Regions from separate parts of the Homo sapiens genome. Here regions 1 and 3 are each linked to region 2. A link is a loop called in an ENCODE intact Hi-C map of the cell type or tissue named here. Cell type or tissue: OCI-LY7. All regions are shown on one strand. Links, peaks and the distances in the headings refer to the core of each region. The heading gives the core; the rest is flanking DNA.

Evidence for each region. Hi-C counts contacts between places; a loop is a spot of excess contacts. Peaks named below come from ENCODE experiments on the same cell type or tissue, not always from the same donor. Only the 100,000 strongest peaks of a DNase experiment are listed, where the experiment ranks them.
Region 1: a loop joins it to region 2, with 9 times the contacts of the local background. A loop is called at or near these places in 15 of 110 quality-filtered maps.
Region 3: a loop joins it to region 2, with 3 times the contacts of the local background. A loop is called at or near these places in 38 of 110 quality-filtered maps.

What each region holds. Positions count from the first base shown.
Region 1 is chr1:44,567,009-44,577,875 of GRCh38, reverse strand. All of the region lies in intron 2 of RNF220 (ring finger protein 220), which reads right to left. Among named protein-coding and RNA genes, the nearest start is that of MIR5584, 27 kb to the right of the region's middle. RefSeq lists a silencer at 5,574-5,693. In OCI-LY7, for the core only: CTCF peaks have their summits at 5,419 and 5,618 (motif pointing left); a DNase peak (open chromatin) is centred at 5,625.
Region 2 is chr1:44,647,894-44,658,760 of GRCh38, reverse strand. It overlaps RNF220 (ring finger protein 220), which reads right to left. Exons shown (of 15, transcript NM_018150.4): 13 at 8,992-9,100; 14 at 8,804-8,878; 15 at 7,038-8,057. The coding sequence ends at 7,986. TMEM53 (transmembrane protein 53) reads left to right here. Exons shown (of 3, transcript NM_024587.4): 3 at 3,552-5,514. The coding sequence ends at 4,202. LOC107984950 (a long non-coding RNA gene) reads left to right here and starts at 9,095. Exons shown (of 2, transcript XR_001738031.2): 1 at 9,095-10,867. RefSeq lists an enhancer at 7,896-8,477. In OCI-LY7, for the core only: CTCF peaks have their summits at 2,817, 3,032 (motif pointing left), 5,520 and 5,719 (motif pointing right); DNase peaks (open chromatin) are centred at 3,040 and 5,740; H3K27ac peaks cover 514 bases.
Region 3 is chr1:44,373,645-44,384,511 of GRCh38, reverse strand. No RefSeq gene overlaps it. Among named protein-coding and RNA genes, the nearest start is that of ERI3, 24 kb to the right of the region's middle. RefSeq lists a silencer at 10,040-10,250 and an enhancer at 10,637-10,806. In OCI-LY7, for the core only: CTCF peaks have their summits at 5,928 and 6,129 (motif pointing left); a DNase peak (open chromatin) is centred at 6,121.

The DNA.
Region 1 (10,867 bases), core at 1,191-9,190, 80 kb after region 2:
GATAGGGTGAGACCCTTTCTCAAAAAAAAAAAAAAAAGGCATTTGACACGCCCAACTAATTTTTGTATTTTTAGTAGAGATGGGGTTTCACCATGTTGGCCAGGTGGGTCTCAAACTCCTGACCTCAAGTGATCCACCCGCCTCGGCCTCCCACAGTGCTGGGATTATAGGCGTGAGCCATTGTCCCCAGTATTTTACCACGCTGTTTATTTCCTTTGTGGTACTGATCACTCCCTTAAGTATCTTGTATCTTTTCATTGTCTGTTTCCCACTTCTAAAGCAAAAGCTCCTTGGTAACAGGGTTTTGTTCGTCACTATTTCAAGTGTTGAGAACACAGAGTAGATGCCTATTAAATATGTGTCAAATGAATGAATGGCATAGGATCAGGGATGGACACATAAAGTGGTGATAAAGGGCACTAAGGTTGAGGTGGTCAAGAGCTGAGAATCTGCTTTAGATGGCAGAAGGGAAAAGCTGGGAGGAGAGGTGGCAGTGGGGAGAAGGGAGAAGCTGGGAGGAGAGGTGGCAGTGGGGAGAGGGGAGAAGCTGGGAGGAGAGGTGGCAGCGGGTAAGAGGGGGTGCACTGCAGTTTGGGGCTGAAAATACTGGAGAAGGCTGCAGGGGCTTGTACTTGGGCAGTGGCCGAAGATGGCTTGGATGTGAAACCTGATAGGAAGACAGTCCTAGGGTTTCACATGTAACTTTGGTATCAAGATTATTGGAATGTAGAGTGAACTTTCCTATGAGAGCCAGAGTGGGGCTATCTGAGCCAATGTTGGACAGACTGTCTTGACTATTTGAATCTGCTGTATCAGCCTCTGCTCTGTGTTCTAACAAGACCTTGGATATACCTCTATATATACTTGGCAAATGCTCAATTCCTTACCCTCCTGTCGGCTCCTGGAGCCTGTCCCCACTTGTCTGCAGTTTCCGTCTTTGACCCCTTTCCCAGAAGTGAGCCTAGAGTAGAGAAGGCAAAGTGAGTTGAGCTGAGGTGAGAAGAGAGGAGATGAGGTGAGGAAGATCATTGAGACTTCAGCTTGGCCCAGCCCAACCAGACCCACAGTCAGCACAGCAATTGTCCGGCTGAAATAACAAGTCAGAGACGAAAAAACTGGCCATCCCTCTTTGTTTACTCAGCTTTTTTCCCCCCTTTTTCTTTGGACAATGCCCTGCTGGGCTGGGGCTGTCCTGCTGGGTTGTTGCTGGGCTCCCCTGCCAAGATGGAGCCCAGCTGCTCAGCTGTTTACAAGGCAAATCCGGTTTACACTGGGGCCCATCCTGTCCTGGCTGGGCTGGGGAGCTTCAGTCACAGCCCAGCCACTGGCTTCTCCTTGCCCAGGGCTCCCCAGTCTTAGGCTGGGGGCACTAGAATTGGGAGGGAATCCTACATGCCCAAAGGCCAGGGAAGGCATCAGCCTCAAGATGGAATGAAAACAGTGTAAGATCTGGTCCCGCAGCCAAACTTCTGCCCTTAGGAGCCCCAGAGAAAGGAGAACTGCTGGAATCCCATGGCTTCCATCTCTGTTCTTTCAAGTGGTGAACTTGTGACAACAAAGTTCACCAACAAAGTTCACTCCTCCTGGCCACCCCCTATTCTCCCTGGTAGCTAAGGTCTGGGAACTAATCTCTGCCTTATCTACCACTATCCCCCAGAAACTGCTATAAGGATCAAAGAAAATTATGTGTATGCACAGACTTGGAAAGCATTTGTTGCTCTGATGAAGTAATGTATGCTAGTTCACCCAAGTGATCTATGGTAGTTCACCCAAGTGGAATTTGTTGCTCTGATGAAGTGATCTATGGTAGTTCACCTGAGTGAAGTGGTAGATCACCCAAGTGATCTCTACGGATGAGGATCAAGTGGCTAGACTGGCAGTTGCTCAAGGGCAGGGACCATGTCCTCGTCAACCTGGTGGTCCCAGGGCCCATTATGGAGCATGTCACACAGTGGGACACAATTATTTCATTTATTAAACAAATGTTTCTTAAGAAGCTTGCAGACTAGTGGGAGAGCAGGCAATAAAAAGCACAGTGATCCCTTTGATATACTGATTTCTTCCCTTTGGATAAATACCCAGTAGTGGGATTGTTGAATTGCAAGGTAGTTCTATTTTCAGTTTTTTGAGAATCTCCATATCGTTTTCCATAACGTCTGTACTAATTTACATTCCCACCAACTGTGTATAAGAGTTCCCTTTTCTTCGCATTCTTGCCAGCATCTGTTACTTTTTGTCTTTTTAATAATAGCCATTCTAACTGGGTAAGATGGTATCTCATTGTGGTTTTGGTTTGCATTTCCCTGGTGATTAGTGATGCTCAGCATTTTTTCATGTACCTGTTGGCCATTTGTATGTCTTATTTTGAGAAATGTCTGTTCATGTCCTTTGCCCACCGTACTTGACTCCCATGTTTATTGCAGCACTAATCACAACAGCAAAGATACAGAGTCAACCTGAGTGCCCACCAACAGATGAATGGATAAAGAAAATGTGGTATATTATTTAGCCATTAAAAAAATGAAATCCTGTCATTTTCAGCAACATGGATGGAAGTGAAGATCATTGTTTAAGTGAAATAAACCAGGCACAGAAAGACCAATACTGCATGTTCTCACTGATATGTGGGAGCTAAAAAAGTTGATCTCATGGAGGTAGAGAACAGAGTGATAGTTACCAGAGGCTGGGCAGGGAGTGCGTGTGATGAAGAGAGGTTGGTTAATGGGTACAATAATACAGTTAGATGGAAGGAATAAGTTCTAATGGAAGGAATAAGTTCTAATGTTTGATAGCAGAGTAGGATGACTATAGTTAACAATGATGTATATTTCAAAATAGTTAGAAGAGAGGACTTGAAATGTTTCCAGTACGTAGAAATGACAAATACTCGAGGTGATGGAAACCCTAAATACCCTGATTTGGTAATTGCACATTCTATGCATGTAACAAAATGTCATATGTGATCTGTAAATATGTACAAATATTATGAGTCAATAAAAAATAAAAAAAAAACACAAATGCAAAACAACAACAACAACAAAACCACAGCAAAAGCAACAATCCCATAGGGGTTAGCACAGGCGGCTGAGGAAGCACAGAGGAATCACCCCACCCCGGGCTGGAGGTCAGGGAAGGCTTCTCAAAGGCAGTGACATCTAAGACACAGCAAACAAATGTGCTTATTAAACAAAGGAGGAATGAACGTGCAGAATCCCTAATGGCAGTGCAGGGGCAGGCTGACCTGGGTGCTCTCTCTTACTCCTTTACCCTCACAAAATAGCACTGAAGGGCCAGGCTTTAGGCTCTTGGGCTTTGGGGCTGGTGAACTGTCTGGGTCTGGCTTCTCTAAGTAAATGTATTAAAGATTCACAGTGAAGCCCTGAGAGGCTTTTTCTATGTTACCCAGTCTTCTTAAACTGGAGCACAGAACAGTGTAAGAAAGTATACTCATGAGTTGCAGGAAGCACAGGATAAACATGTGTTCTGGACTTTCTCAATGGTAAGAAATTTAAAGCTTAATTTAAAAATATGACCTGAAGGACAAGTAAGAGTTAGCCAAGTGAAGTGGGATAGGGCAGAGGTCATTCCAAACAGAGGGGAGAGTTTAGGAAAAGGCACTCCAGAGGGCAAGGGCTATAGGAGGAAGAGCATGGCCCAGCTGGGGAAATGTGAGTATTACACTATTTTTTATTTTCTTATTTATTTATTCATTCATTCGTTCATTCATTCATTCGTTCATTCACTCATCCATCCATTCATTCATTTATTTAGGACAAGGGTCTCACTCTGTTGCTCAGGCTGGAGTCCAGTGGCATGACAGCCTCCATCTCCCTGGGCTCAGGTGATGCTCCCACCTCAGCCTCCTGAGTAGCTGAGACTACAGGTGTGCACCACCACGCCCAGCTCATATTTTTTGGTATTTTTTGTAGAGATGGGGTTGTGCCGTGTTGCCCAGGCTGGTCTCGAACTCCTGGGCTCAAGCAATCCACCCACCTTGGGCTCCCAAAGTGCTGGCATTACAGGGGTGAGCCACCACGCCCAGCCCTGAATATTACAGTATGACCAGAGGGAAAATAACTCTAAGAGGACATAGGGATGATTCCAGAGAGGTAAGCAAGGGTTAGATGATGTAGGGCCTAGTAAGCTCAGTTTTTTGTCCTGTTGGAGACATGTTTCCATGAAATCAACTACCATCTATAGTCTATTAATTCCAAATTTTCTATCTCTATCCTTGAGCCCCTCTTGGGAAATCAGACCCCTATATCCAACTGTCAGTGGATGTAAACTCATTAAACTCATGCTATCTGATATGAACTCTCCTGATTTCCTTCCAGGCTTGCTCTTGATCCTCCTTTAGGCCTCTGCTCCACTCCAGGTCTGCTTTCCATGATGCCCACTGCTAGGTTTCCTTCTGTAGATTCTGGTCTCTTCTCTTCTTTCTAGCCCGGTGTCCTCATGGACTGATAGCTCAGTCATAACCCCTGGGCTGTCCTGATCCTGACATCTCTTTTTTCTGGATGCAGCATTCCATGGGCAGGGCCCAGGCAAATCTGACCATGCAACTCTCCTTCAAAGCCTTCAATGGATCCCCATTATCCTCAAGATAAACAAGAAGAAGTTCAAACTCCTTGGCACCCAACACATAGTGTTCTAGTGAAGGGTAAATGAGATAATGCATGTGAAGCAGCTGGCACATCGCCTGGGACGTTTTAGGGTTTTAGGCATTCAATTAATAATAGCCATTATTACTCTTATAATAATTATATAATTTATATTATATCATTATCATATTATAATTATATTATAAGCTCCCCCTACCCTGTACCACATTCTGGCACCTGTCTTTCTCTTCAGTTCTCCTGCGTGCTTTCTTCTTTGAGGGCCTCGAGAACTTCTCTTTCAAGTCTCCACATCTTTATCCATTTCATTCAACGTGATTTCCACCTGGAGGATCTTTCCCTTCATTGTTTACTTGGTGAACAACATCCTTCCTCATGGGTATCTCTCCCCAAGTAGAGTAATGGTGCAAAATTATAGGGCCAAACATTTCTCTTAGACAATAAAGGTTACTTGGTATTGAAGAGAAGAGACACAAGCATGACCTGAATCCTTAGCGGCAGCAGCTGATGGCAGATATCAAAAGCTACTCTTGAGGCAATGAGTCACAGACACCGAGAGAGCTGAGAAGTGGCTGGGCCAGAGAAGACCTGCCTGGGAGAATGGCTGGTCTTGCTGCTGCAGAGGCCAGCAGATCAGAAGGAGGTAGAAGGAACAGTAAATAGGATATTGCAATGTACAGAGAGAGATTCACTTTGTCATTGATTTCACAAAACATTATTCAGCACCCACTTTGTGCTGAGCTTTAATTATGAAAGAGGGGCTTTTCATTTAGTGAAGAGTCAGATGAGTAAACAGGAATTACAGAACCACATGATGCATATTATAAGAGCAGTGGCGGGGTGCCATCGAGGCTGGGTTTCAAAGAGTCCCTTCCCTTGTGAATTTCAGGGTACAATCACATGCAACAAATATTCAAGAGCACTTGCTCTGTGCCAGGCACTGTGCTGGGTGCTGAGGACACAGAGGCTATAAAGATGAATGAGATGATTTCTGCCACCTAGTGGGAGGAGACAGCTATGTTTTAAAATGCCACAAAGGTAGTCAAATGTCACATGTCCCCAGACTGCCTCCTCTTCCATTTAATGTGAGAGGAGTCATTATCATCTAATTCCTCAACTAGAAGCCTGGATATTATCTCTGACTCCAGGATTTATGTTTTAGATTAACCATAAAACATCCTGTAGAGGAAGGACCGGAGGCAGGGAGACCAGCTGGAGGCTGTCCCAGTCACTGGGGTGAGAGATGGCAATGTGGCCTGGACTAGGCTAGGAGCCTTGGAAATGGAGGGAAGTGGACTGATCTGAGAGCTATTTAAGGGTAGGATGAACGGAATTTAGGGATTGATTAGATGGAGGTCTGAGAAAGGAAGAGGGGTAATAATCTCAGGTTTCTGGATGGGCATTTAAGATTGTGGTGCCATTTAATGAAATGGGAGCTAAAGAAGGGAGAAAAATGGTATGTTCCATTTTGGACATATGTGTGTTAGACATACGACACATGGGGAGATGTCCTGTAGGTGGCTGGAAAGTGAGTTGGAAGCTCAGGAGATTGATTTGGATTGAAGTTAAGATTTAGAAGCTGCTGGCATATGGTGTAGCATTTACATGGAAGATCATGAGATCACCCTGATAGAACATGTGCAGACAAAAGCAGAGCAAACATTCATTCATTTATTCAAGAAATTTATTAAGCACCTACCATGTTCCAGGAGCTAGAAATCTAACAGTGAATGTAGAACTTACTTTCTACTGCTGGAGTAGGCAACCAACAAATAAAGACACAGTGGCATGTCAGGTAGGCACACGCAAAATGAAGGAAAATGAGCAGGGTAAGGAGATGCTGAGAGTGACAGCAGGTGGCCAGGAAAGGCCTCTCTGAAGAAGTGACATTTGAGCAGATATCTGAGTGAAATGAAGAAGAGAGTCATGAGGATCTGCGAAGGAGGAGTGTTTCAGGTAGAGGAAATAAGTTCAAAGGCTCTGATGGGGAAGGTACTCAGTGTATTCAAGGAACGATGGGGATAATGTGGCCGTGGTAGAGAGAGCAGATGGAAGAGGGGCCAGACTGTAGGGTCTTGTAGGTTGGGAAGAGGACACTGGATTTTATTCTGTGTGATAGGAAGGTCTGGAAAAGTTAGGAGCAGAGCAGTAATATAATCTGATTTATCTTTTTTTTTTTTCTTCAGATGGAGTCTCTCTCTGTCACCCAGGTGGTAATGCAGTGGTGTGATCTTGGTGCACTGCAACCTCTGCCTCCTGGGTTCAAGCGATTCTCCTGCCTCAGCCTCCTGAGTAGCTAGGATTACACGTGCGCACCACCATGCCCAGCTAATTTTTGTATTTTTAGTAGAGACAGGGTTTTACCATGTTGACCAGGCTGGTCTCGAACTCCTGGCCTCAAATGACCTACCCGCCTTGACCTTCCAAAGTGCTGGGATTACAGGTGTGAGACACCACACTCGGCCTGATTTATCTTTTAAAGGCTTATTTTGGCTGCTGTGCAAAGAATAGATCGTGGGAGGGCCGGAAAGGAAGCAGGAAGATTGCAATAGCACAAGTGTGAGATGACAGTGACCTGCATCGCGACATGAGCGTGAAGGAGGGAGAAGTCTGGATGCCTTCCCATTCCTGATACATTGGATCAATAAAGTAAAAAGAGGTGCCAAGACTCAGAGGTGAAATAGAAAGGAGGAGACTTCGGCTTTAGCCTGTTCTGATCTAACCACATAGTCTCGGGGACATTATCCGACCCCTCTGTACTTTACTTTCCTTAGTCCAACATAAGTCCTTAACACATGGCGTGCCTCCTGTGTGGTGGACATTCAGCGCCAAATGGAACGGACAAACAGCTACATTCTAGTAGGGAAGAAGACAAGCAATTTTCAGAAGAAATGTTACCAAAGATCCCCCAGAATACTGTCATAGAAAAGTGGACAAGGGAAAGGGACAGCGCTGGATGGGGTTTGTAAGAAAAGCCCCAGTAAAGGCGTCATGGAAGGTGAGTCAGGAACAGGACCTCCACCCTCACTAGATCTGCCTCTCAGCTTTGCTGCTGTTCACTGAGATGAGGGATGGAAAAGCACAGGCACTACAGCAGTGACAAAGGACTGGACTGTCTGAACTTCGCTCAGCTCTCCTCCCCATTACCCAAAATATATACCCATCGCTTCCATTCGGACCTGAAAAACAGCAACTCCTTCCTTTGTGCTGCAAAGGCCTTTAGGGGCAGCGCCTTCTCTGGCACCTGTCTCTAGGGGCCTTCATAGGATGGTCCCAAGGGTGCCCGATCTTCTAGGAGCTCACAGCACCTAGAACCACTGCCAAGTGTAATACCAAACACCATCATAGGCCTGCTACCCCTTTCAGACTATGAACTCCTGCTGGGGCCCAGGACGATGCGGGTAGAGGGCGTCTAAACAAATGACTATTGAAGGAGTGGTCTAGAAAGAAATGCCCCTTTTGTCTCCTTTTCTCAGCTCCCCATGGCCTTCCTTCTCCCTTCCTCCTTGTTCCCCCTCAGCAGCCCCACACCCCTTCCCACCAGACCCTGGCTTCTCAGCAGGTAGTGTAGAGATCCTGGCTCTGCCAGGGTGGGGTCTGAGCTGGTGCCTAAGTCAGCAGGCTTTGCCCACAGCCCCATCCTGACAGGCGGTGCCTCTGGCAGCAAAGTCATGGCCCTGATTCCTCTGTCTCCACATTTAAGAACATCTCTAACTGCTCCTTGGATAGCTCAATTAGTAAAGTGAATATATTATATAAAGTCTAAAAGATTAAACTATCATCGTCAGCCCATAATTTCATGAAGAAGTCAGGGGACCGTATCCCTCTTATTAACTCTATAACAAATGTGATGAAAATGTTCAAATAGAATGTTAATGCAATGTTACGTGTAATTTTCCCAGGCGATTTTCTGCTGAAATATTTCTTTATTAATAGTAATTGAGGGTATAAATTATGAATGAGGCGATTTTCTCCTTTCAGTAGGAAAGACGTACTAATGGCAATAATTCTTTATAATAATTTTTGGGGATAGTGGGGCGGGGAGAGAGGCTAGTCTAAAAACAGACAAAAGCACCTTTCCAAAGTCTCCCTTGGGGAGACAGTGCATTTGCCACAGACAACCTCTCTTTAGCTTCCACACACCTCAGACTGCCCGCAAGTGAAGTGTTTGTTCTTCATCAGTTTTCCAAAAACCTCAAGGTCTGTTTAAAGGGCTGGAAGGAAGTTTTTGCCTCTAAGTTCTGAAATGGACCAAGTTCTGAAGCCAAACTTTTCTGCTTAGAAACTGCACTGCCAAAAAGACCAAAGCGAGGCTCCTTTGCTGAGCTCCCAGACCCAGTCTGTCTGGACCCAAACCATCTTTTGTAGCATCCTAGAATATTCAAGGAGGAATAGCCTCCGAAGCCTTCCCATGGAATCCCCCATCCCATCCCATAAATGAAAGAATAAAAGGGCACAGAGATAATAAGTTCTAAGCTACACAACATGTTGGTGGGGGAGCTCGGACTCCACCCAAGCAACCTTCTGCACGCGTCCCAGCCTCTCCTGAACAGGCTGCCACTCTCCTGCCTTCGCAACTCCATCCCCGCTGATTCCTGGCCTGGGCATCTGGAGAGTGCTTCAGGAGGGCAAGGACTACAGAGAAACGCCTTCCAAATCCTGCAAAGGAGTTAGACTAGTACATTTCTCTAGGGTCTTTCTTCATTCAGGGATATCCCAGCTGGCATTTGCCCATTCATTTATTTGGCAGACATTAAACAAACATTTACCATGTGGCCAGGCACTGTGCTAGGGATGGGGGTTACAAAGGTGAATTTATCCAACAAGAATTAAGATAAATTCAGGGTGCTCAAGGTCACAGGTGGGAAAGACAAGCATCGGTGCACAGATACCTATGTGAGATAATACATGTGAGTCATATCATTAGAATGTTTGAGGAGCTGCCACACGGCCAGTGTGGCTGGAGCAGAGTGAGGTGGGGATGAGTGCAGGGAGGCTGAGGGAGGCAGAACTGGCAGGGCCTTGTGGCCACAGTAAGGATTTTACCCTGATTGGGAGGGCTCGTTACTGGAGGATTCTCAGCAGAGGAGTGGCACAGTGTCACCTACATTGTTGAAAAGGACACTCTGATGGATCTCTAGTTGGATGTGGAGATTGAAGAAGAGGGACTCTAGGAGGAACCAGAATTCCAGCAGTGGTGACACAGCGCTGATTCTCTGTGTGCCATTCACTGAGTTAGGGATGCTCACTGGGGAACAGAGTCAGAGGCATGATCACATAGTTCAGCTTTGGACAAGTTGAGTCTGAGGAGCCTGAGGGTCAATGGGAACCTCCAGGAGTCCGGGTGGAGTCTGGAGCTGCAGGGTGAAATGGGGCTCCCCAGGCAGGTTTTCAGCAGGGACTCGCACAGCCTCTGGGTTCACATGGCGCCTGGTACACTGAGTTTCATGTCTGTTCAGAAGTCTTTCTCCCTAGTAGATGTGAGCTCCATGAGCTCCAGTCAGAGTGTACTGAGTGAGCAAGCGAATGAATGAGTGAAGGGAGGAAGAGAGAACAACGACTTATGCTGTGTGAGGCTATCCCTAGGGTCTTAGTGGCCACCTCAGAATCTCTCTTGATTGCTGCTAAACAGTCTATTTCCCTTACCCTCCCACCCCTGCCCCAGTAAGGGTAGGCTCTCTCCAAGTCTCCTGATCTTGAGAAACGATCTTCTCAAGATCGCTTGAGAAATGCTGTTGATGACCTCAACAGGCATTCTTGGTGTCATTCACGGGGCTTCTCAGTTGGTCACTGCTGAGTGCTCAGCCCCTTCCCTGGAGCAGGAGAAAAGGTCCCCTTCAGGTCTGAGACTCTGGCGGGGGCTATGTGGCCAACTCTTGTCCCTGTCCCAGGATCATACACAGCTGGGAATCTCATCACATGCTCCTCCCTTCACCCTCTTGCTATGTTCTAATCCCCAACAGCTGGGTCAGAAATGGGGTCACTGTAATAAGCAAGTCTTGTTTTGCTCAAAACAACACTCTTCCAAGTCTTCTGTTTGTACTGTTCCTGGTTCCCTAACCAGAGTCCATGAGCAAGAGCATCCCACCTCCCGCACCCTGATAAGGAACACTGACCCCTCCACTCGGTCCCATTCCCAAGAACTCAGATTTCAGGAGAGAAGCTTGGTAAGTGTCTTACGGATGCATTAAAGGAGTGATTCTCCATCCATTCTTCTCTGCCCTTCACCATCTCTAGCTTTTCCTCTT
Region 2 (10,867 bases), core at 1,917-9,916:
GGCCAACATGGTGAAACCCCATCTCTACTAAAAATACAAAAATTAGCCAGGCATGGTGGCGCACACCTGTAGTCCCAGCTACCAGGGAGGCTGAGGTGGTAGGGATCGCTTGAACCTGGGAGGTGGAGGTTGCAGTGAGCCGAAGTCGCACCACTGCACTCTAGCCTGGGCAACAAAGTGAGACCCTGTCTCAAAATAAACAAAGTTCCTTGCTGCAGAGTAGCGGGGAGATTGGAGGGGTGGGGCAGGAAGCCAGAAGTGAGTTTAGAGGGGCTTGCCATGATCCAGGGATAGAGGGTAGTCAGGACCTTGGAGTTGGGGGTGTCGGTAGAGGTAAGGTGATGGATTGAGGAGTTTGTCAGGAGGTAGAATGGTAGTTTAATGAGAGATTGGGCATGGGCACAGGGATAGGGAGGTTCCCAGGGTAATGCCAGGTTTCTGGCTGGGCACCTCCTGGGTAGAGGGGGGTGTGTTTTTTGAGACCGGAACACTAGAAGAGAATCCATAGGCTCTGGAGTGGATGAGATCCCCCAGGGAGTGTGTAGAGGGACAGAAGAGGGCCTAGGACAGTCCTGAGGAACCCAAACTTAATGGAGTGGAAGATGAAGAGGGTCCTACAAGGAAAGGAGGAGTGGCCAGAGATGGATATGAAAACCCAGGAAGGTGTGGCAGAATCTGCAGAGTCTTTGGGAAATGGGCCGTTGTACAGGGCAGGGGTAAAGATGCTACTTGGGCAGAAGGCATGAGGGAGAAAGTAGATGGAGTAAGATCCCAGAGAAGGCAGAGGTGTTGAGGTTGCAGGGTTGGGGGAGGGGTAGTCTTGGAAAGGAAGACTTTCCAATAGGGAGGACAGGATGAATGTAGAGAAAAAAAAAAAGTCCAACCCAAAACTCTAATATTTTATTATTTAAAAGAAAACAAGGTGGATGCTGTGGCTCATGCCTGTAATCCCAGCACTTTGGGAGGCTCAGAAAGGAGGATCACTTGAGCCTAGGAGTTTGAGACCGGCCTAAACAGCATGGTGAAACCTGATCTCCACAAAAAAAATTGAAACAATTAGCCAGGCACGGTGGTGCGTGTCTGTAGTCTTAGCTACTTGGGAGTCTGAGGTGGGAGGATCACCTGAGCCTGGAAAGTTGAGGCTGCAGTGAGCTGTGATCGTGCCACTACACTCCAGCCTGGGTGATAGAGTGAGACCCTGTCTCAAACAAAACAAGCAAAACAAAACAAAAACACCATATTCTAGCACCTAGAGATGACCTCTATTTACACTTAGTGTATATCCTTCCAGCTTTTTGGGGGGGTATATCTTCTCTTTACCTACATGAGACCTATTGAATCTACTGCTTTGTATCCTGCTTTTTTCAGATCATGATCTCCACCTTCTTGTTTGATCTCATTTAGTTTCCAGTCCATATTCAGATTCCCTAATTGTCCCTAAAGCATCCTTTACAGCGGATGTGCCCCAAACAGGATCCAATCTAAGATCACACATTGCATCTAGTTATTTTGTTTCTTCTTAAGGCTCTTTTAAATCCAGAACTCTTCCCCTCCCCACCTGATTTTAGATTCAAGGTCTCACTCTGTCACCCAGGCTGGAGTGCAGTGGTGCAATCATAGCTCACTGCAGCCTCAACTCTTGGGCTCAAGCAATCATTCTGCCTCCAGCCTCCCGAGTAGCTGGGACTGCAGGCATGCACCACCACGCCAAGCTAGTATTTTTTTTGTTGTTGTTCTTTTTTTTTTTTTGAGAGAGAGTCTTGCTCTGTCGCCCAGGCTGGAGTGCAATGGCGTGATCCCGGCTCACTGCAACCTCTGCCTCCTGGGTTCAAGCAATTCTGCTGCCTCAGACTCCCAGGTGTCTGGGATTAGAGGCATGTGCCACTACGCCTGGCTAATTTGTGTATTTTTAGTAGAGACGGGGTTTCATCATGTTGGTGAGGCTGGTCTCGAACTCCTGACTTCGTCATCTGCCCACCTCAGCCTCCCAAAGTGTTGGGATTACAGGTGTGAGCCACTGTGCCCAACCATTTTTTTTTTCTTTTTTAGAGATGGGGTCTCCCTATGTCGTCCAGGCTATAGAACAGCCCCTTTTTTCATGTTACTGGCTTATTGAAGAGACTGGGCTGCAAGATAATATTTCTAGGAGTGTGTGATTCCAGATGCTGCCAGGGAGAAACATACAGTGGGGACTGAAAGGCCTCTGTCAGATTTGAGCATTTGGGAGAATGTGGGTGGCCTTAAGCAGCCTCCTCTTCAGAGTCTTGGGAGGGATGCTTAGGCACTCCAGGGCTAGGAGGTCAGGCGGCTGATGGCAAGGTACCTCTGCTGACCATCCCTGTTTAGCCATGGGTCATTTAACTACTGTGGCCATACGATTTTCTCCTTGTCACTACCACATCACTAATTACTGCTGCTGTTGGTTGAGAGTTTACTTTGTGTCAGGTACTGCTTTGATCATTTGAGATACATTTTTTTTCATCTAATTTTACCCATAACCTTATGAGGTGGGTGTTATCCCAATTTCACCGTAATCTTATAGATGGGGACCCAGACTCAGAAAGTAGTAAGCTGCTCCTTGTTCTTACTATTGATACATAGTGGTGCCAGGAGTTGAACCCGGACCTGTCTGACCCCAGCACTCTCCAAAGTCACATTCCCCTGACAAAGGGCCCTTTGTCTCTGAACAGGAGGATGAGAGGGGATTAGGAGCCAGGCATGGTGGCTTTTCTAACTGACCTAGAAGGGGACCTGTGTGGAGATTGTGGCACCCTTGGCCCAAGCGTGAGGAATATAGAAACCTAGAGGGAGTTTGGGCCCAGATTATAGAATTCGAGGAACAAGTGTTTACTGTATTTGGAATTTCAGGGCAGATATGAGGAGTGATCCCAGGCCGGGGAACCAGGGACATTTGAGTGTCAGGTCCCTGAGTCCAGAGAGTATGGACTCTGTTTTTAGGAGCCTGGGAGAGAGGGAAGGTGACAGTGACCAGTGATGAAAGTGATGTGGGCCTGGCTCAGAAGTGGCCTCTGGTGGTCAGGGCTGGCGCCTGCAGGCCAGCTCTCGGGTACTGGTCTCATGGGGGTACTACTTCTGTCTGGGAGGTAGGGACAGTGCAGATCTGAGGTGCTGGGACAGGGTATAGCCAAGCAGTGAGGCCCCATCCCAAATGTGCAAGGCCTAGGATGGGAGTGCGGGGCACAGACAGGAGGGAACCAGAGTAAAGAGACTTCCTCTGGTCAGCCCAGGTGTCTCCAGTATATGCTTCAGGCTCTGGGCCTCAAATACCACTCCAGGCCAAGAGGGCTTGGCCAGCATGAAGCAATTAGTCCAAAAATGGGCCTTAAGTATACCTTCCCTGCCCAGAAGGCACCTGTGTCTGTGGGCAGCGGGCTGGTGGGCTCAGGCTGAAGCAGGACCCAGAGCATTGCTGACGCTGTGGGCCCCATGGCCTATGTCCTACAGGCTGGGGTTGCTGGGCCCCTCTGACCTTAGCTTGTACCCACTACCCCCACCTCATCTGTGAGGACTGACCAGGCCTCTCTCCCCAGGGCTGCATCGTAATCCGATACACAGCCCCGTGGCACATGGTCTTCTTCTCCGAGTCACTGGGTATCCCTTCACTTCGTGTTTTGGCCCAGAAGCTGCTCGAGCTGCTCTTTGATTATGAGATTGAGAAGGAGCCCCTGCTCTTCCATGTCTTCAGCAACGGTGGCGTCATGCTGTACCGCTACGTGCTGGAGCTCCTGCAGACCCGTCGCTTCTGCCGCCTGCGTGTGGTGGGCACCATCTTTGACAGCGCTCCTGGTGACAGCAACCTGGTAGGGGCTCTGCGGGCCCTGGCAGCCATCCTGGAGCGCCGGGCCGCCATGCTGCGCCTGTTGCTGCTGGTGGCCTTTGCCCTGGTGGTCGTCCTGTTCCACGTCCTGCTTGCTCCCATCACAGCCCTCTTCCACACCCACTTCTATGACAGGCTACAGGACGCGGGCTCTCGCTGGCCCGAGCTCTACCTCTACTCGAGGGCTGACGAAGTAGTCCTGGCCAGAGACATAGAACGCATGGTGGAGGCACGCCTGGCACGCCGGGTCCTGGCGCGTTCTGTGGATTTCGTGTCATCTGCACACGTCAGCCACCTCCGTGACTACCCTACTTACTACACAAGCCTCTGTGTCGACTTCATGCGCAACTGCGTCCGCTGCTGAGGCCATTGCTCCATCTCACCTCTGCTCCAGAAATAAATGCCTGACACCTCCCCACAACCTGCAATCTGTCGGGCACTCTTCTCGTTCAACTCCCTGTAGCCCTTTGGGACTTTGCGGTCCCCTAAGTAGAAAATTCCTATGGGCCTGTCTCCTGGGGGCCTCTGTCTGCTGGTGGTCTGCTTACCACAGAATCCTAAGGGGCAGGAGTGCCTGGGCATGTGTCTGTGGGAGCCTTGCAGTCAGTTGTGTTTGGACAAGTGCAACAGTCAGGCTGCTGATTCCTGTGGCATGCAGGCTGTAGAGGTTGACAAATGGAGGGGGGTGTTGAGGGTGAGCCCTAGTTGATTTTTTAAAATTTAAACTCTGGTAAGAACATTTAATATGAGACCTACTCTCTTTTTTTCTTTACTTATTTATTTATCTATTTATTTCAAGACAGGGTCTCACTCTGTCACCTAGGCTGGGGTGCAATGGTGCAATCATGGCTCACTGCAGCCTCAACCTCCCAGGCTCAAGTGATCCTCCCACCTCAGCCTCCCAAAGTGCTAGGATTACAGGCATGAGTCACCGCGCCTGGCCAAGATCACCTAACAAAATTGTAAGTGTGTACGATACTTAAAATTTAAGAGATTATGTGCACGGCAGACCTCTAGAACTGAATAGTCTTGCATCTTGCATAATTCAGAACTTCATCATCTTGCATAACTGAAACTTTGTGCCTGTTACCAGAGTTGAGTTTTGATTCCTTGAATGGAAGGTGACCTTTGTGGGGAGATGCCAGAGGGAAGGTATATCGGTCAGGGGTAGCGTCAGGCTGCGGATAGGGGCTATGATCTTTGCTCCAGCAGGGCGAAGCCCTACAGTGTAAAGTACCATTCACATGGCTCCCACTTGGCAGTTCACTCAGAGAGGCTCCTCTGACCCCATTGCCTGGGAGTCTGAGGTAGAAGCCAGATGAGGAGCTGAGGTTAGGGGCCTGCCTGGCTCTACCACACTTTGCTAGGAAGCCGCTGGGTCTGGGAAAGTTGCAAGCTGAAAGTTGCCAGAGACAGTGGGGGGCAGGAAGGCAGCAGCATTGTAACAGGAGCTGGGATGAGCTAACTCCCAAGCCCTAAAGACCAGAACCAGGGTAAGGGGATTTGGGCTGAAATAGCAAACTCCTTCATCTTCTGGAAGGGAGACCCACTTAGATACTCTCTAGGCAGAAGAGGTGAATTCAGCCTGATAGTTCAGTATCATTGATCATTCTAGAAGTCACTACTGCACAATGTTGGCATATAGTAGGTATTCAATAAATATTTGATTGAATGAGCTTACCGTGGTGATCACGGGGCTTAGGGGGCAGTGAAGGAGATGGCTAGAAAAGCTCTGGATGGGAGCTGACTCTTGGGGATGATGGATCCTTTGTCCCCAGAGCCGCGTTCTGTCTGCATCCCATCAGTCCTTGGTGAGTCCCCACTATGGTGGCAGGGATTCCCATGCTGTGTGGCTGCATTCCTAGCCATGGCCAACAGGTGGCAGTGCAGCCTGTGCCATGAGACAGCTCAAGGCTCCCACAGCAGGGCGGGCTTCAGTGGAATGCCCTCACTCTGGGTTAATGGCCCCTTTTAGAGACCATATGGCCCCCAGGGTGGCAGTAACCAGCCATCAAGGACCTACTGAGTCCAAGCTTGTGGGAGGGGAGACTAAAGACATCAAAGAAGTCGGCCTGACAGGAACTGGGCATTAAGAGCCTCCTCTTCATCTCTCCGTTGCCCTCACCTACCCACTCTTCTCTTCCAAACCTGTTTCTTTCCCAAACCCTCAGCCATCGCTGGAGCTGTTCCACCCGCCTCGACAGAGGCTGTGTACATCCCCAGGATCCCTGTGTTCAGGATATTGGGTGCCATCAAACTGGGCGTGGAGCTGTGAAGGGCCTTTGCTGGGCTCCAAGGGGGACTTGTCTGTGCTTCATCTGGGTGCAAAGGGTGGCAGGAGCTGCCAACTGGACCCAATTCTGAGGAATTCACTGTGGGTATCCCAGAGAAAATGGGCAACTAAGGCTGGGGATTTGGGCAGATGGGCCTGGTGTGCAAGGTGTCAAAGCAAGTCTGGAGTCATGGGGCTACTCTGGGGCCTTGACTGTTTTTCTCCAAACAGCTTTCTGTTGTGGGTGAAGACTTACATGTAACTTTTAGCACCTGCCTGGGAGGCATCTAGGAAGCTGAGCTACCTCACTGGCAGTGGGGAGCTGTGGGGGTCAAAGTGCCATCTCTCCAGCCTTGGTTCTCTGAGCACATGGGAGACTTGAAGGTCCATCCTGGATAATAGGGTTTCCATTCTTTCCATTTGAGAATCTAGGCAGTAGCTACACTGGGATGATGGTCACTAGAGATACATTTGGAGAATAGAACAAAAGCCTGGGAGGCTGATAGGGTGATCCCACTGTGGTCTCTGGTATGTTTCAGGGGACCAGAAAGGGATAGAGGCCTGGGGCTTGTGTTTGTACCCAAGCTTGTGGCCACTCCTAGCCTAGGTTGGGGGATAGAGCTTGCATCCCCTCTGTACCCCCAAGCTCTGACCTCTTCTGTGATTAATGAGCTGACGATTCTGCATCGATAAAGAATTAACCTAGAGCCCCTACCCATCAATAGTCAGGAGCCCAGATCCCCAGCCCCACCCCCCTCCAAACCAAATGCTCCACGGCCCCAGAGCAGACCAACCCTGCACAGTGTCATACACCTATAGCTAAGTCCTTTCCCCCATCCTGCCACCAGGAATTAACCCCTTAACTGCCTCAGCCCACCTCCCCTAGTTAGCTCCCCCACCACCCCACACACATAACACACAGGCAGCAACTGTTTATACTGGTTTAATCCATGTCAAATGTAGTTTACAAAGGGAAAGGACAAGTACCTTTGTATAGAATATACAGACACAGCATCACACCACAGGGCCCACGGGAGGGTCGGGGAGACGACACTTTTTCCCTGGGAAAGGCAGCTCTAATCCCAGGAATGGTTCTCAGCAGAGGCTGGGTGGCCAGGAGCACTGTCCTCTAGCCCCCTAACTCAGCCTCTGCTTCAGCTCGGTTCCCATTTCCTGCCTCTACCCCCCAACTCCTTATAAAGAGCCCCATGAGCTAAGACTAAGGAGAGGATCATGTCCCTTGGGGCGTGTGCCCCATGTCTGGGAGAAGAAATATACACCACTGAACACCGAGCACATGGGAGAGGGAAGGGACACCACAGGAGAGAGAGAGGCAGGTACCCCAAGAGGTGGATGGGCCGAGCTCCCAGCCAACCCTGAAGGAGGCGCTGCTTCCAGGGGTTCTTAAAAAAGAAGAAAATCATACAACCAAAGGGGGAGGGGACAGGTAGAGGGCGAGGAGTTGTCCCATTTATACACAACATTGTAAACATACACGGTCTATATTACATGTGCTTCAGTCTGGTGTTTGCATGTCTGTCTGTCCGTCTGTCAGTATGGGGGCTGGATCTTAGGAGCCGTGCCCCACTACTCCCCCAACCCCCACCTCCCTGCCCCACCCTGGGAACAGAGCTGGAACAGGTATGGCCCCCAAACCATAGGTGGGAGCCAGCAGGTAGTGCCTGGGCCACAGCCTCTACTCTGGCTCCAGAGTCCTGCGTGTGTAAATGTGTGTGTGTGTACGCATGTTTGAGTATGTGCATGTATGTACATGGGGAACCTGTGTGCAAGTATGTACAAAGGGAGACGGTCACTGTCACAGAGGCTGGGGGCAGGTGGGGCTGCTGGAGGCGAGGCCTGCCTGGGGCAGATAGCTCACAAGTAGATCCTCCGCAGGTCTCCGGGCGCTGTGATCGTGTTGCACTGAGGGCAGAGCTTCTTGGCACCCTGCAGGGAGAACAGGGAGGGCTCTGGTCTACACAATGAGCCATGTGTGCGCATGTGAGCACCTGGGCCTGCAGCCATGTCTCTCTGCACCAGTGTGTGCTGAGACCTTGGTCCTGTCAGCCCAGGCTGGGGACGCATAGGCAGCTTCTGTGAGCAGGCAGGCACGCTCCTGTGTTGGGGGGACGCCAGGATCAAACCGCCTGGCCAGCCCCGCAGCAGGAGCCCCAGTAATGAGAACAAGGCTGGGTCCAGCTGTGGCAGCCGCAGCCCTAACGAGATTACACGCGGCCTTTGATCAGGACACAGAGCCCACGTCCGAGCCTTTTATTACTGTCTCCGGGCGACATTTTAATGGCTGCTCCTGAGCGAAGAACAGGGGCAGGAGCAGAAGGAGCTTAGTAATGGGAGGGGGAGGGGCCAAGGCCCTGGTCCTGTTTACCTACAGCCAGCCTCCTCCTGACCCCAGGCCTCACCAGTCTGTGTGATGCAGTGGGCCTTCGGGGACCGGGGCGGGGAAGGGAGAATGCAGTGAACTCATGGAGGGGGAGAAGTTCCTAAACCTGCAGTTGGGGAGGAGAGGCAGCGAGCCTGGGGGTAAATATCCTGCGGGTAAATATCCTGGCTCCTGGCTCTGTTCTCCTTTGCGCCATGCTCCCCACTTCCCCCAGGCAGGCTCAGGCATAAGCACAGACATCTGGGCAGTGCCCGGAGCGGCCTCCCATTCCCCGACCCCCATGCCACCTCACCAGGGTCCGCAGCCAGCACTCCTCGCAGTGCACGTGCCAACACTGGATGGACGTTAGGGGCATCGAGTACGAGTCCTAGGGAGGAGGGGGCAGAGAAGGGGTCACTCTGAGGTAGGCCCACCCTCTCCAACTCCCCCAGAGGGCGTGGAAGCCTGACCAAGGGCACCCCTAGGTTCTTTTCTACTCACCATGCAGATGAGGCATTTGTAACGGTCCCCACGAGATAGCTGCCGTTCAAGTTCTCTGACCCGAGCCTTCAGAGCCTCAAACGTGGTCACAGCTGAATCTTCGGTGATTCTGTAAAAAGGAAGGCATGGTTGGGTAGCAGGCTGGCATCTCTCATCTGTACCTCCAGCCTACGCCTCCCTTGAATTCCAGAACCAAATACATAAATGTCCCCTAGGCATCCCTGCCTGCCCCCTTTCTCTGATAACCTGAATCTGCAAATTCCACATTCCAGAACTAAACTCCTCACCCTCTCTATTCCTCCATTCCCATTCGGATGAATTTCTACACCAGATACCAGGGAACCATTTTCAACCACTCCTTCGCAGTCTTCCCAACCACCCAAATCTGTCATCTCTCCTAGTATCTCCGGCATCTCTCCTCACCACCATGAGTCCAGGCTCTCAGATGTCTTCCACCAATTCCACCACTAACTTTTTCCAGACAGCCTTTCTGCCTCCAGGCCCCTCATCTCTATTCCACTCTCCCAGCGCCTAGAGGAATTTATGTTCTCAAAGCAAATCTCTCGTGGTGTGACTTCCAACATTCCAATGTCCCCCTTGGAGTAGAGAGCTCCACTACACTCCTTGGTCCAGCCCCAGCCCGCCGTACCCCTGAGGACCTTGCCACGCATTTTATGCTCGACTCCTATGTGTCACCATCCACGCCACCTTTTTCACTGCCTTGGCCTCTGCACTGTGATCCCTCTGCACCCCCTCGCCTGACTCACTAGCTCTGCCTCATCATTCAGATCTAGTTTTGTTCCCATGCCCTCCCAGAAGCCTTTTCCAGACCCCTGAGCCAGCACTGCACAGTGGCTCTCACAGCCCCCCGTGTGAACTCCACCACAGCAGTGTAAAGTTCCTGAGTATGGGTTCCCTGAGGGCGGGCTGCTCACTCCACCAATACTGACTATGGCCAAGAGCCCCACCTCAGGCATGGGACGTGAGCAAACACCTGCTGAAGAAAGGGCCCGTCCAAACTCCAGGGAGAGGGGGACAGATGCAGGGACTAGGCGTGTCCCACATGATCTAGGTCTCTTTGCCACAGCCCTGGCCTGCCTCCAGGGCTCCTTGTTACTTCCTAGATATATCAGATGCCCTGGTAGTCCTGTGTGTGGGCCAAGCCCTGCACCTGAAGGTCCCTCCTGCATTTCCAGGACTCCTTGGGCTGCACTGCTGAACAGGGAATAGCTAGGACTCTCTCAAGGAACCTTCCCACCCTCCTAAAACAAATGAACAGGATCCAGGGGAGCTCACAGATGGAGAAGAATGCTTCCTGGAAAAGTAGAAAAGATGGTATAGGAGACTGGCCTTAGGGAATAATAATGATAATACAAATAAAATAGCTAAAATTTATTAAGCACTTACTAAATGCCAGAGATTGTACTGAGGGATTGATAATTATCTTATTTACACCTTACAAAAACCCCATAAGATTCTAATATCTCCATTTTATATACAAAGAAACTAAAGCACAGAAAGATTAAGTAGCTTGCTCAAGGTCCCCACAGAGTCAGGGAGATGGGATTCAAACCTGGCAGACTGATTCCATGATCAACTAATAACTGTGTGATTGACCATGACTATACTGGCTACACCCAGGAGGAGGTGGGGCTCCAGGCCAAGGGAACAGCAGAAACAGAGGCCAAGAGGCCCAAGAGCCCAGTCTGGCTAGAAGGCCCACATGTAGGCAAAGTGCTACAGTAAGAAAGGAGATGGCATGCAAGAGGACCTCAAATGCCACACCTGAAGGAGCTGAAGTTTATCTCGTGGACAGCAGGAAGCTGCTGAGGATGCTGGAAGAGTGGGGGTACGAACAGCTCAGGTTTCACAGATG
Region 3 (10,867 bases), core at 1,489-9,488, 270 kb after region 2:
AATAGCAAGAGGCAGTTTGATAAATGCTTTAAAAGAAGCTGTACCAACTTATATCCTATTAGCAGTATTTGAAAATATCGGTTTCCCCACACCCTCATCAACTGTATATCAATTTTTCAGTTGAATAGCAGTGACACATCTCTCTGCTATGGAGTGAATGTTTATGTCCCCTCCAAATTCATATGTTGAAATTCAAACCGCCAATGTGAGGGTATTAGGAGGTAGGGCCTTCAGGAGTTAATTAGGTCATTTGCAAAAAAGACCCTAGAGAGCTCTCTTGTCCTCTTTCAACCAAGTGAGGATACAAGAAGTCTGCTGTCTGCAACCCAGAAGAGTTGGCTGTGTGCAACTGTGTTGTCTGCAAGCCCTCACCAGAACCCTGATCTCAGGCTTCCAGCCCCCAGATCTTTGAGAAATAAATTCCTGTTGTTTATAAGCCACCCAGTCTATGATACTTTGTTACAGCAGCCCAAACTAAGACACCCTCTCATGTATCTTTTTAAAATTACATCAATCTTATGGAAGGGGCATATCACTGCTAATTTAATTTCATTTCTTTAGTTAAAAGTGAACTTGAACTATTTTTCAAATGTTTATTAGACATATTAATATCGAACATATTTTCTGTGACTTTTCTAATTCATATCCTTCACCTGTTTTTCTTTTGGGTTGGCTTTTCCTTATTCATTATTAGGTTCTTTTCATATATTATAGCTATTAATCCTTTATTTATTATGTATGTTGCAAATATGTGATCCCAGCCTATCATGTCTTTCAAATTTGTTTATAGTTTTTTATTATACAGTTTTAAATTTTAATTTTTTTCCTCTACAGCTTCGAGATTTTATGTCCTACTTAAAAGAAGCATTTCAACCACAAGTTTTAAAAAATGTTCTATATTTTCTCTTGGTCCATAATTACATCTTTTTCACTAAGACCTTTACCTAACTATCAGATTCACATAAACTGAGATTATGAGACTTAGATAATCAGACTCACAAAGAATAAATTCAGAAGTGTAAACCAGAATACCAGCTAATTAAGTCACAATGAAGATATAATTTTCCATTGACCAGAATGTATTACATCTTAGCAGAGACACCTCACCTCAGTCTGTGGGTACCTGGAAGGTAGAATTAGTAAACTAGTACCCTGATGGTATTCTCACAACTCACAATAAAAAAGAGAATATTTCATCCAGGGGATCAAAGATGAGAAGAATGCTAAGTACCTTAACCAGAGAAATATAACAGACATAAAGCAGGACCTCTTACCAGCCAGAAGAAACAAATAGGCCTGAAGGAATGATTGAAATTCCCAGGCTCCCCTATTTCCAATATCTTTGTCCCACAGATAATGTTGGGTGCATCCAGCTAAAGTTTATCTCTCTGGCTTTCCTCTATTCCAAGTCGCATTGCAGACCACATCTTTCTTTCCTCAGATGTGTTAATACCACTGATTAGTGGTCAAGTAGCTGTTCCCAAGAGCCTCAGAGAGGTTGGGCTCCTTTCGTCACCTGTTGATTAAGTTAAATTCTCTCAAAGGCAACCTTATCTATAAGTTCTAAGTACTAACTATAACAGTTTCAGCTGAGATGAGAAGAGTAACTGGAATAAAAATTACTGAATAATATAAGATAGTATATAGCAAATGAAGAGGTAATAGCACAAGGTTTTCAGGCATGGGAATGAATGATGAAAATGATGAGGAAGACTGGTTTGTCAGTCACATGATGGTGGAAGCTGGAGCCAGGGAATAGTGAGGGACAATGCAGGCAGGGAGACTAGGCAGGAGGCTGTTATAGTCATCTAAACTAAGCCAGCTCCAAATTCTAGTCTCCAGAGTCTATGACAAACTCATCTCTCTATCCTCAGCACTTAGCCTAAAGCCTGGCATGGTGGTTTTCGATGAGTGGTAAGTGGTCAATTTTAATCAGCATAGCAATTTTCAAGTGAGTTGGTACTTTCAAGGCACTTAAAAAATTTTTGTGCCAAAATATTATCTTATTAATTTATTAATCCTATTATTTCTGCTCAGCAATATCTTTATGTGTAGTAATATAGCCACTTATTAAGGGCCCACAGTATGGCAGACATTTAAAATTTTTAATATAATTCTCATAACAACCCTATAATGATCTATAGATATAGCAAAGCACAGTTCAGATAATTTTAAGAAACATACAAGTTTTCATAGTTAGAAAATGACAGTGCAGACACTAAATAACATATCACAAATTAAGAGAAATAAAGTTTCATCTTATCACTTTTCCGAAAAACAATAATCCTTTTCATTTTATGATGAAAAAACCTGACCCACAGATAAGCTAAAATAGTGGTCCCCAATTTCTTGATCATGTCTACCTATCTGTAAAAAAAGTATACATTCCCCTAATATACATATGTTTATTTATAAATTATCACTATCAGCTAATGTCTTATGGTACAATATATGCTTAGGGCAGAATTCATTAGAATGTATGTATATCTATGTTTCAAATACTCTTCTTAATAATTTCAAAAAGTTTTTGCTGACTTCTTGTCAGATCTGATTAGCTTGTAATTGCTTATATCTGATCATCTGGCTAACAGCTCCTACTAGGAGTAGACGTGATGGCTTGTGTTTGAATTTTTGTATTATTTTCAAGTCATATTTTCTTTGCAGAAATCTTTTTTTTTTTTTTAAGACGGAGTTTCCCTCTTGTTGCCCAGGCTGGAGTGCAATGGTGTGATCTCGGTTCACTGCAACCTCCGCCTCCCAGGTTCAAGCAATTCTCCTGCCTCAGCCTCCTGAGTAGCTGGGATTACAGGCGCCCACCACCACGCCAGGCTAATTTTTGTATTTTTTAGTAGAGACGAGGTTTCACCATGTTGGCCAGGCTGGTCTCGAACTCCTGACCTCAGGTGATCCACCCGCCTTAGCCTCCCAAAGTGCTAGTATTACAGGTGTGAGCCACCATGCCCGATCTGCAGGAATCTTTTTAAACCATCTGTTCATTCTATGGACATGTTTAGCTAAAACTGGTTAACATAATCAGCAAATCGCTTAACTAGGCACATGCTAACTGCAACATATCATAGGCACCACTGTCAACTCTTACATTGTTGAGATCTCCATCTGCCTTCAGCGTGCATCGTGTCCCTCACATGACAGGTGACCAAATGACTTAAAGAGTGAAGATGTCCATCTCAATGCTCATGTAAAATATCAGTAAAGCTCATTATTTTAACAGTAAAACTACATATAAATTGTAGTTCTACTATTTTCTTCCTGACCTAAGGAATCACCTTTGAAGACCTCTAGGCAAGAGGATCGCCTCAAGCAATAAGGTCAGAAGTTTTCCCATTGGCTTTCTAATTCTTAATCTAGAGTCTTCCTGAAAATGCTGTTTCAAGGAGGAAATACATACCTTCTTGGCTGGGCAGATCTTCTAGGTCTTTTTGCACTTGCCTGGTGAATGAGCTTACTCTGAGTCTGGAGTGTAGGGGAGGAGCTGGGGGTTTGGCATGATCATCTCAGTTTTAAGATTGGGCCTAGAAGAGTCATAGCAAAACCCTAGAATGCAGCTCTGCTCTCTCGTTTTCCTGGTGGTCACCACAAGAAGAGACAGAATCACAAATGGACTTGTTGATGAAAGAGGCTTTCAGAGGAACTCTGTGAGAGCCTCTTGTTTCACTGAAGAGGGAGATGTGGCACTACATGCCCCAGGACCCTCAGCCTGTGGGCCTGGGACTTACCAGGACCTCACCAGGGACGAAGTTTCGTTGCATGCCTGGCTCATTTCTACTCCATTTCCCCATTGGGTCAGGGCCAGGAACCCAGATGTCCCCTCCCTTGGTGCAGCCACTGTTTCAGAGTCTCTAGGAGGCAGAGAGCCTGGAGGGCAGTGGGGGCGGGCAGGAGGAGTAGGGTCCTCCAGTCCAGCTGGTCTGATGGGGGCTGTGTCTTGGACTAGGGAGAGTCCCCCAGACTATGCTTGGAAAAGCAAGAGAATGCTTCATTTTCCTTACTACCATTTGGTGCAACATCTAGTCCAGTCAAAGGAGTTGTTGGGGAGCTCCCAACCTCCAAACTTGATGCACACAGAAAGGCTGAGGGTCTTTGATCACCTGGAGCACAGCCCTTTCCCCTCAAAGACCCCTTTAGAGGTGGAATTCTCTGGACTTTACTAGGAGGCTCCTCAATACCCCACAGCACACACCCCTGTTAGCCTAAATCTTGAATCCCTCTCCCTATCTCCCTCACTTTGAATGACTTGGAAATTTACTCCCAAATACCAGGCCCTTCCAAGTCTGTCTCAATAAATAATAACAGCTAACTCTTAATGAGCACATGCTAAATGGCTTATGTGGATTAATTCACTTAATCCTAACGGCAAGTCTGATGCAGACACTACAGTTATCCACATTTTATAGATGAGGAGATTGAGGCACAAAGAAGCTAAAGCCCTTGCCTGAAGTCACCTAGCTGGTTAATGATGAAGGTGGCATTTGTAGCCAAGCAGTCCACCTCTTGATTCTGCTCTTAACCACTATACTATGCACTATGATATACTTCATGTTAAAAATGGATGTTTTTGGACATGGGGGTGGGGGGAGGGGGGCGGGATAGCATTGGGAGATATACCTAATGCTAGATGACGCGTTAGTGGGTGCAGCGCACCAGCATGGCACATGTATACATATGTAACTAACCTGCACAATGTGCACATGTACCCTAAAACTTAAAGTATAATAAAAAAATAAAAATAAAAATAAAAATAGATGTTTTCTCAGCTTCCATAAAGTATGACTAAAAACACGTTAGGAAACATTTGATCTGTATCATATGAGCTATACAAATGTAGCTTCAAGGTACATCTCCCCAGCTGCCTTCCAGCCAAATGGCTGCTGCCCCAAAGATGCTCCTACCTTAAAATTCTAGAACTGCTGCTGCAAATGCCCTTCGTTTTGATCCTCCTTGAGGCCCTTGGTATCCTCATGGATACCTTCATTGGTGGTCTTATGTGCTGTCAGTGATATTCCTTTCCACTCAAGGGAACACCTGCAGTGCTCACTAGCTGAATGTTTACTCCTCTTTCTGGAAGGAAGATGAAAGCAAGCAAGGAGAGCTGGGTACACACACATCCATCAACTGGGCTTTGATCTCTCTGCCTGGGAAGCAGATTTCACACTCAAGCCAACTGCAACAAGTTTTACTAGTGCGGTCTCCTGTGATATCCCATCCAGTCTGGAATTGAATCTGCACAGTAGTGAGTCTCCTCAATGCCATGCTCCCCAAGGACCCGGGGCTTGCTCTCATGTGGGTAAGGTGAGCACTCAACAAATGAACTGAGGCGGGACGTGCAGTCAGTTCCTGTGGAGTTCGAGCAACATCAGGCCCAAAACTCGGAGCCCCTACATAGTAGAGCCCCTACTGTTTGCAGAGTCCATCACGTGTCCACACTTGCAGCCACAGCTAGCAGAACAGGAGAGAGGCTTGTTGGGCACCAAGACCCACCCGACCCATGGCTGCTGCCCTTAAGCCCTTTAATTCTGATGCAGGATCAGGTAGGTAACATGGGCACAAGTGAAGACACTGTCTCATGGCTGTCTGAGGTAAAAGGGATTCAGTGAACAGATGAAGGAGCTGCAAGGAGGAGACGCCAGGTGGCAGCTGGAGAAGAAAAGCAGTCAGTGAAGACAAGAAGGGCAGGGGACCAGCTGTGGAGAGGCCAGACAGCTGGCTGGCCAGAAGAAACCCTTTAGGATGTCGTTTGGGGCCTGAAACGCACCCTCAGCAGCGTAAGTTATTGCAACGCCCTTGCAAATATAAAGTGCTGTACAAACACTAAATCTAGAATGGCTAATAATTTTGTTATGTTAAAGCATTCGTGTCAGGTAATTAATGTACTCATTGTGATCATTTAATTTTATGGCAGGTAGTATAGGGCTGGACAGAAATAGGGCTCTTTGGCCCAGTCCTCTCATTTCTCATTAGATAAGCCAACAACGCGGCCTCCCTGGTCTGCTGCGCCAAGGTGTTGCTGGAGAGAACTGCTGCAGGAGGCTCAGAACCTGGACTTGGGGCCTTCATGAAAGGGGATTTCATTTTCCTTGGCCCCTGGTGCCTAGAGGCCCTAGTGCCCCCTGGTGGTATCTGAGGCACCATTTCCTCAAAGGAAATTCATAGCTGAATTAGTGGGGAAACAGACAATTAGTTGCCTGGATAAAAGCTTCTCCCTTGACAAGTGTGCCTGAAAGCCACAAGGGTGCTGTGCACAGTAAAGGTGGAGTTGGCGTGGCTGTGTGGTGCTCCTTGTGCGGGCAGGCCAAATGGAAGGCTCTGTCACAGTTGGAGCACCTGGAGGGAACTAGGAGGCCTGGCCATACTGCCCCAGAAAGCCCTAAAGGGAAGCTGTTCAGGCTCCTGTCCACCGCAGGCCACTACGGTGCTCTGGTGGAAAGGGGATCTCTCCTTGTTCCTTGCCCAGTCTACTGAGGGCTCAGCTTGCAGCAGGGACTCCATCTTCCATCTGTTCTCTCTATTCCTTCCCAGTGCCCATCACCCCTCCAACCCCTCAACACACCCCAAGCCAAGGCAGGTACTCCTATTCCTTTCCCTAAACCTTCCTGTCATCTCCTCCATTGTGAGCCCTTCTTGACTAAGTAGGTCCCAAAGAAGAGCCTCACCTTCCATCTGCTCTCAGTCCCAGTTTGTATGCCAGCCTGAAGAGGGGTTCAAGAAGGTGTAGGGCTAGGGCTTGCCCCAGCCCTGAATGAGCCCCCAACCTCACACATGTCTATATTCATGTAAATGCAGACATCTGTCTCTGCCTCGACCTTCTCATTGATCCTTTTGTGCCTAGAAGTGGTGACCAGTCGGCTTCTCCATGCTGGATATATTAAGGTTAACTTGCATAGAAACCGAGTTATGACTTACAGAATCCTTGGCTGTGGTCATTGCCCCCGCCTCCCTCTCTCTCCGTACTCTGCCTGGATACCACCTCACTTCAGATTAAAGGTATAGCAGCGGGTTGACCAATAACTAATATATTTATTATGGACCCAGAAAGGTTTGGGTCCTAGTATCTTTCTTTGTTAAAGTCAGCAACAGTTGTCTGGATGACCCATAAACTCCAGGTTACTTATAACCTGGTGGGTGAGGGCACAGGGAAGACAGTGGGTTTGCTAGTGACAATGGCCCTGAACATCTCAGAACTGGTGTGTCCTTAGGAAGCTCTCTGCATAGTATGATGACTACTGTCTTCCAGACTAGTATTTGGCCTAGAGCTCCATGTTCATTAGCACGAGTCTCACAAAAATAATAGCACTGGCACTACTATCCATCGAGGCACCACTATGTGCCAGGAATGCAGAAAAGTACTTTGTGTATTGTCTCATGTAATGCACCCAACACTCCTATGGTGTTGGGGTCATTTGTGGCCTCATTTACAGGCATAAGAACTAAGTCTCAGACAGGTTACGTAGCTTACTTAAGGTCATAGGGTTGCTAGGTGGCAGAGTTGGAATTTGAACTTAAGCAGTCTAGGACAAGAATCCACATGCATAACCACTACTCTACATTGCTTCTTTCTGTGCTATGCTGTCTGGATACACTGGCCTACTATTCCAAAATAATTATTTTAGTCTACTCTGTTCCAGGGACTGTGCTGGGCCCTTGAGAGAGGAGGACTCTATACAAGATTGATGGATTTATTGATATTTCCTATTTGCCAATCACTATGCTAAGCTGTACTGGAGAGGAATCTATTATCCGATGAGTGGCTGCTACATCTACAGCTCTTGACCAAGAGGAGGGGCCCTGGGTGCTTTCTTATGTATAGATGACCACATGTGGTATTAAGTGACTTTACCACCCTGGCCACAGCAAACTGGATCAAGGATGAAGACCTGGCTGGGTGCGGTGGGTCACACCTGTAATCCCAGCACTTTGGGAGGCCAAGGCGGGCGGATCACCTGAGGTCAGGAGGTCGAGACCAGCCTGGCCAACATGTTGAAACCAGAATTGGTGTGTCTCTACTAAAAGTACAAAAAAATTAGCTGGGCGTGCTGGTGCGCACCTGTAGTCCTAGCTACTCGGGAAGCTGAAGCAGGAGAATTGCTTGAACCTAGGAGGCGAAGGCTTCAGTGAGCCAAGATTGCGCCATTGCACTCCAGCCTGGGTGACAAGAGAAAACCTTTGTCTCAAAAGAAAAGAAAAAAAAAAAGATGAAGATCAGACCCAAAGACAGCCAATCTATTGGCTGACCAAGAATCCACAGTGTGGCTCAACAAGAAATCTCTGCCCAACAGAGTTAGTGACTAGGGTATGGTCAAACCAACAAGATCCTTTTCCTTGGAAATATAAACTCTTATTGGTTGGAAGTGTTGGGTGCCATAGAAGCAAGGACAGAGTACTAAGTGACCATAACGGTGAAACATAAGAGTAGAGATCAATGAATGCCCAATTCAGAGGCAGCAATGAAATCACCTAATTTCTAGAACTATGCTGTATCCTGAACCAGTTCTAGTTCTCTAAGTTTTTTTATGATCTCTGTGAAGTCTAACCGTGTGGCTATATATCTTGACTTGACTTTCTTATTTCTGTCTATATCCTCACAAAGATCCCCTATAATCAACATAATTTCAGTGTGTCCTCATGGAGCTCACAATTGAGCAGGCAATACAGATGATAATGAAGCAATTATTTACCATAGATAAGTGCTACTATGGGGGAAGCCCAAGAGGCTGTGAGAGTACAGAGGCACCTAATCTAACCAGAGACAGTCAAGGAGGGCTTCCTGGAGGAGGACGAATAGCATACAGTTCTCATTTTATTCAAAGCAAAATCCACATCTTTAAAATGGCCCACAGTCTTTAAAATAGCCTACATAGGCCGGGCACGGTAGCTCAGGCCTGTAATCCCAGTACTTTGGGAGGCCAAGGCCGGCGATCACCTGATGTTGGGAGTTCGAGACCAGCCTGACCAACATGGAGAAACCCCGTCTCTACTAAAAATACAAAATTAGCCAGGCGTGGTGGCACATGCCTGCAATTCCAGCTACTCAGGAGGCTGAGGCAGGAGAATTGCTTGAACCCGGGAGGCGGAGGTTGCCGTGAGCAGAGATTGTGCCATTGCACTCCAGCCTGGGCAACAAGAGCAAAACCCCAACTCAAAAAAAAAAGAAAAAAAAACAGCCTACACAATCTGACACTCTCAATTCCCACATTCCCTCTCTAATTTCTATTCCTATCACTTTATTTCCCTTCTTGCTCACTCTGCTCCAGCCTCATTGGTCTGCTGGGTGCCCCTGAAACACATCGACTCCTGCCTCAGGGTCTGTGCTCTCGCTTTTCTCTTTACCTGTAATGTCTCCAGATACCCACTTGTTCAATTCTCTCACCTCTTTTAAATTTTGCTCAAATATTATTTTCTCAGTGAGGTATACCTTGACCTCTGATTTAATACTGCATCCTGTTTACCATTGCCTACTCCTATACCCAGACACTCTTGATCTCCTTACCCTACTCTACTTTTTTCTCTTTTCCTTAGAACTTATCATCTTCAAACATATCTAATGATTTACTTATTTCTGATATTTGTGGTTTTTGTCTGGCTCTCCATGTTTAGAAAGTAAGCTGAACATGGACAGAAACTGTCTTAGTCTATTTGGGCTGCTATAACAAAATACCATAGACCAGATGGCTCATAAACAATAGAAATTTATTTCTCACAATTGTGGAGACTGAGAAGGCCAAGATCAAGGTGCTGGAAGATTCAGGTTCTGGTGAGGACCCATTTCCTGGTTTATAGATGGACAGCCATCTTTCATTGTGTCCTCAGATGGTAGAAGAGGCAAGGGATCTCTCTGGGCTTTTGTTTTTTTTATTTTTATCTTTTTTTTTCCCACCCTGTCTTATGGTATGGATGGGATTTCTTTTATAGGGCACTAATCACATTCCTTGAGCCTTCATGATCTAATCACTCCCCAAAGGCCCCACCTCCAAATACTCTCACATTGGGGATTAGATTTCCACGTATACATTTTGGCGGGGTGGGCCACAGACATTCAGACCATAGCAGTGATTTTATTTTGTTTATTGACTGTCATAGGTTGTGTTACCCAGGAAGCAGATTCTGAGACAAAGTGTAGCATGCAAGTGGTTTTTAAAGAGTGTTCTTGGGATCAACACCGATGGAAGTGAGGGAGGCAGTATTGGTGCAGAGGGAGAAGTTGAGCTGTGATGCAGTCCCAACAAAGGCCTCAAACAATCCTATAGGAAGCTCTGGAGCTGGAGTGGTCTTTCAAAATTATTTGAATTGGGATAAGGGGGCTGGGATCTTTATATTCTAGTGTTGATCAGCCCCTAGAAGGAGAAAGGATGTTAGCCAAAGAAGTTTTTCTTCAACTGCAGCAGTCCCTCAACAAGGCTAACACAGCTGAGGCCTAGCCATAAACAGCACTCCCAGCAACTGGTGAAATAATTCCTTTTCTTCCTGAAGGTGGATCTAGGGTGGATCTAGGCAACAGACCACAGCGACTACTGCAATTTTTCCTGGTGCCACTTGGATTTACTTCTTCTTCTTTTTTTTTTTTTTTTTTTTTGAGATGGAGTCTTGCTCTGTCACCCAGGCTGGACTACAGTGGCATGATCTCAGCTCACTGCAACCTCCACCTCCCGGATTCAAGTAATTCTCCTGCCTCAGCCTCCTGAGTAGCTGGGATTACAGGAGTGTGCCACCACGCCTAGCTAATTTTGTATTTTTAGTAGAGATGGGGTTTCATCATGTTGGCCAGGCTGGTCTCGAACTCCTGACCTCAAGTGATCTGCCCTCCTCGGCCTCCCAAAGTGCTGGGATTACAGGTGTGAGCCACCATGGCTGG